2 separate regions of the Homo sapiens genome follow, and region 2 is linked to region 1. Evidence: chromatin loops called from intact Hi-C (ENCODE). Cell type or tissue: dorsolateral prefrontal cortex. All regions are shown on one strand.

Region 1 (2,500 bases):
ACACAGGCAAATCCTTCCTCCACTTTGCTAGAGGACCAGCAGCCTCCCCTTGCTTGAAGACCTTGCAAAGTCTTCACCTAAGGGTCCTGCTTCCCAAGGTCAGCCCCTGCTGCCTCTGGGCTGATAAAGCGACATAGCTTAGTACATCCAGAGCAGAAAAACACAGTGCCTGCTCTGGGGGAAACAGTCTATGCACTGTAGGAAGAGCAGGCTCATAAGTACTGGCAGAGACTAGGGGCAGACTCGTGGGAGTGAATCTCAAGAGTGTTGAAATGGGGATGGATGAGAGAAATTTAAGGCTGAATTGGATAATTTATTGGCATGGGAGAACTCTCCTGTGACTCAATATTCAACACCTGGAGCTAGTCCTAATGTGTTGCTGGGATAGCCCCTTAAAACTTGGATATGGTGAGAGCCTGAAGTGAACAAAGTACAGATGCTGGAGCTACCTTATCAGAGTGGTAAGGACGTGGAGAGAGGTTTCATGGAGGTGAGCACGTTAGTTGGGATATTTTTCAAGACGGATGGCTAATGATGCCAGTGCTATTTATCAATGAAACTATAATGATTTCCACTTAACTAAAATATCTCAATTTTTGTAATTTAAAACATTACTCACAAATTAGTGGCTGCCTGAAGATGGGGGTAGAAGCAGGGTCGACTGCAAATGGGCACAACTCTTGGGTGTGATGGAGATGTTCTAAAACTGGAGTTTGGTGCTATTTGCATGTTTCTATACACTTACCGAAAACCATTAACCTGTACATTTCAAATGGGTGAATGTTATAGTAGGTAAATTGTACCTTATAAAGCTGCTCTAAGCATTACTCATAAGAATACTGTTGTTTATACTGTATAACTTTTACTATTGTCTTTAGATACGGCATTTTTCTAGGGCTGATGTCCAAGGTGAAATACTGTGACCTACACCTTTTCAGCTGTTTCAGAAAGCTGAGGTGAGACTGCAGATCATCAAGCAGTTCAAGGAGTTTGGGTAATTCCTATAGGGCAAACATGCAGCCCTAGTAAAACTGACAGTCACTGGGTAACTATGCCAGCTGATCCACAAGCACGCTTTTTATTAGAAGAACAAGAATTTGGTTCTTTTCCCAAAGATCACATACTATTTACTGGATATCACTTTGACACCAATACTTGCTAAAAATGACTAACTTATTAAAGGAGCAATAGTTTAAGCAGCATGCTATGTGAGAAAGAAAGACCTTAAATGCAGCTTATGTATATGATGACTATATAACCACCAGGAAAATTGGTCAGATTGGCAACTGATTAATTTTGGGGCAGGCCAGTAGAGGGCAATCTAGGTCCCACGAAAATACTTTGGGAAAAATAAAAGAACAAGAATTTAAAAAGAACATAAAAGACAATACATAATTAGATGGCACCAAAATTTTGATGATTGGGTATGTGAAGTCAGTAAGTCTATGTTTCCTCAGACTCGAACCACCTTCCTTCTTCATCCCTATTTCATACATAATAAATTCAGATCTTTTTTCATTCCAGAAAAGAAAAACCAAGAGAGAAGTGTGTGTCACTGTTAATGTCAGGGATTAACCTGTGCATTCTGCAATACTGTTAACTTTCTCTTTTCATGGGAAGCACTTGTATTGCAATGTGAGAGGAAGCTGGTCCCTCATATCCCCTTCTTGGTTGCCAAGCCATCTCTTAAATGGTCTTCTTCCACTGCACTCACAAATCAAAGAATTCCCAAATTTGAAGGCGGGTTCTTCAGAGTGTGGCTTTGAACGCTGCCTCTGTAAGAACCATGGGGTGGGGCAGGATGCCTGTCACCCATGTGGATCCTGGCCCTGTTCTAGAAAATGGAATCAGAACGTCGGTGTCAGCCCCAGAAATCCGCATCTTAGCACGTATCCCTCAGGGTTCTGGTATGAACTGCAGGGTGTGACCCACTGATCTAAACAAGAAAAGCAAGAGCTCTAAGAGCAGCCCATCTGAGGAACATGGGGCTAACTGCAGACATATCTCTCTGATTCCCTCGCAAGAGGGGAAGCGGAAAGCAAAGCGTAAACGAATGACCAGGAAAGAAGTGGGAATTCCAAGTCAGCACAGACTCAAATCTAGCGCATCTTTAATGTCGTCAGCAAAGTTGGAAAAACACAGGATGTCCTGAATTTGCAAGATCACTCTGAGTGGAAACATGCATTGAAGTTACTGGATCAATCAATAAATGCAAATGTCTCAGAGCAAAACCAGTAGGTAAGAAAGTCAGTGAGCAGTTGGCTACTTATTTAAAAAGTTTTTATACACACAAGAGCTCCCCAGACTTGCAGGAATGGGAGAGTTGCTTGGGAAGCTTGCTAAAAAACCTGATGCTGACCCTCAAGGGCATGTTTAAGAGGCTACCGGGGCACAACTCAAGTGGGACTTCTGGGGTCTGTAAAAAATGCCTGGATTTCCCTAAGCCATCATTCTCCACCAAAGTTTTATTCAGTGTGTGAGCCCAAAGAACACTTCAGTT
Region 2 (2,500 bases), 270 kb after region 1:
TTATAAGAATTAAATGACTTTAGAACCGTGGCCAACCCCCTTCAGCACTATATACAGTCAGCTGTTATTATTTAGCTATTTTTAAGGATGAACTGCAGTTTATACTTATTTCTAAACAGCATCAGATACTTGAGGATTTGTTTTTCTTCTGTGCTCCATAAAAGTATGGCCAGTAGCTTTCCAAAAGTTTGAAGCCTTAGTATTTTCCTTTCCTGGTTGGTCCAGTGATCTTCTTGCCATAGGTCCCTAGAGTCTGACAAGTTAAGCAGGAGCAGCTGGCAGAGTGATGAGGCTGGAGGTGGTACTTGAGAAAAGCTGAAACTCCTAGGGTGTGGATGCCTTTGTGTGTCCCACGGGAGCTGGCTCTGCACAGGGGCACATGTGGCCTTCCTCTTGTCCCTGCCCCGAGGAAGGTGAGCTCCAGGGTCACCTGCTCTCCATCTGTTCTCAAACCCCTGGCGCCTCCAGGTCTCTTCACCTCTCCTCTCCAGGGTGCCTTTGCCACACCTGCCTCAAGATGACCGCGGCCCTAAAACCATTGTTAAGCAGAAGCTCCATCCCCCGGCCCCTGCACTCCAGCCCATCACCATGGCCAGGGAAAGACTGCACACAACCCCAGGGCCTAGTCTGTCCTCTCAAACTAGGAAGGGCTGACTTACAAACGTGAATATAGGAAATTATATGTGACACCAGCCTGGATCACATGGTGAAACCTCGTCTCTACTAAAAATACAAAAATTAGCTGGGTGTGGTGGTGTGTGCCTGTAATCCCAGCTACTTAGGAGGCTGAGCAGGAGAATCACTTGAGCCCGGGAGGCGGAGATTGCAGTGAGCCGATATCCCGCCATTGCACTCCAGCCTGGGCGACGTGAGTGAGACTCCATCTCAAATAAAGAAACAAAACAAGAAAAAAAAACTATATATAGCTTTTGGTCATTCTGCCATGAGATGAGAGAAAATAGTAAAAGCCAATTTAAAAAGATAGTCTGTCCTAATTTCAAGTCAAAGATGTAAAACGGCAATATTACTGGATTCACAAACAGAATCAGATCTTCTGATTAAGATCCAGAAGACAACCTTTTGAGTCATGTATCTCTGCGTGGTATCTCCTGACCAGCAGACACTGTTGGGGAAATTCTTTTTTCAAAGTGGAAACTTGGAAAACCATTATTTAATTTATGCAATTTAATTATAAAATTTAAAGAAAAAAAAAAGGCTGCCTATGTTGTGTGTTACTGCCCCCCGGTGTCCACTGCTGTTATTGACACGTGTATTTTATTTGAAAAGAACAGCACCCTGGTGGTGCTTTCTTGACTTCTCTTTCACTTTTAGTAAAAATTGCTTGCGTTGCTCACTGTTCAGTGAATTCTCACTGTCTTCCTGGGTCGAAAATGTGGTATTCAGAATAGTGAGCCTAAAAATTAAGGCAACAGCGAAACACCTGGAACACAACAAACTTGAGAGTAAGGATTGGGTAATCCGAGGGGTTGCTTTGAGTATTCAGCCCTGTGTTGAATATTTCAAAATGGATACTAATTGGAAAAAAGAAAGTCCCCCTAATTCCCAGTGAAAACTACTCAGGCAAATTTCTAAAACAAAGGCTTAATTGTCCTCCTCTGGCTACATTGCTCTTGGCTATTTCTTAGCATTTTCTGCTCTGGGGGTTGACAGAGGCAATTAACCACCAGTCCATCAGTTGGTCACTAGTTAACATGTCTGGTGAGAGATCTGATGGGGTAGAGAATGTATTCTATTCACCAAAAGCACGTACTTCAAGTAAAAAATAACAGGTAGATCTCAATGGTATTTAGGTATTTCCTTAGATTCCTGTAAATCCTGTGTCAATTTTTGTCACCAGTTGCTGCCCAAAGGTCCAGGTTAGGTTTAGAAGTATCTTCCTCACTTTTCAGCACATGTCACATCAGCTAAGCTGAGTCACCAAGTACACTCAACAAACCAATATCTTTCTTTACTCCTGTAAGGCCTCAAGGCTCTATAATGAATATAAGAGAAATCTGTGGCCGGGTGCAGTGGCTCACACCTGTAATCCCAGTACTTTGGGAGGCTGAGGCAGGTGGATCACGATGTCAGGAGTTCGAGACCAACCTGGCCAACACAGTGAAACCCCCTCTCTACTAAAAATACAAAAAAATTGGCCCGGCGTGGTGGCGGGTGCCTGTAATCCCAGCTGCTTAGGAGGCTGAGGCAGGAGAATCACTTGAACCTGGGAGGTGGAGCTTGCAGTGAACCGAGATGGCGCCACTGCACTCCTGCCCAGGAGACAGCGCAAGACTCCGTCTCAAAATAAAAAAAAACTGTGTCTGTGTTTATGAATGAGTGCAAATTTGTTATCATTAGATGTGTAAACACTCTATTTGTTCTAAATTAAATTGAAGCTTTTCTGAACCCCAGTCCTGTGGGGCTGGTGAGGCTTTCAATCAGGCTTACTATTGGGGTTTCCAATGACCCAACCCTCACCCTAATTTCAGAACTGACTGAG

Evidence for each region. Hi-C counts contacts between places; a loop is a spot of excess contacts. Peaks named below come from ENCODE experiments on the same cell type or tissue, not always from the same donor. Only the 100,000 strongest peaks of a DNase experiment are listed, where the experiment ranks them.
Region 2: a loop joins it to region 1, with 9 times the contacts of the local background. A loop is called at or near these places in 68 of 110 quality-filtered maps.

The regions. Positions count from the first base shown.
Region 1 is chr9:17,801,251-17,803,750 of GRCh38, reverse strand. No RefSeq gene overlaps it. Among named protein-coding and RNA genes, the nearest start is that of SH3GL2, 220 kb to the right of the region's middle. In dorsolateral prefrontal cortex, a CTCF peak has its summit at 1,302 (motif pointing right); no DNase peak of the experiment used is centred here; H3K27ac peaks cover 261 bases.
Region 2 is chr9:17,530,591-17,533,090 of GRCh38, reverse strand. No RefSeq gene overlaps it. Among named protein-coding and RNA genes, the nearest start is that of SH3GL2, 47 kb to the left of the region's middle. In dorsolateral prefrontal cortex, a CTCF peak has its summit at 1,249 (motif pointing left); a DNase peak (open chromatin) is centred at 1,240; H3K4me3 peaks cover 775 bases.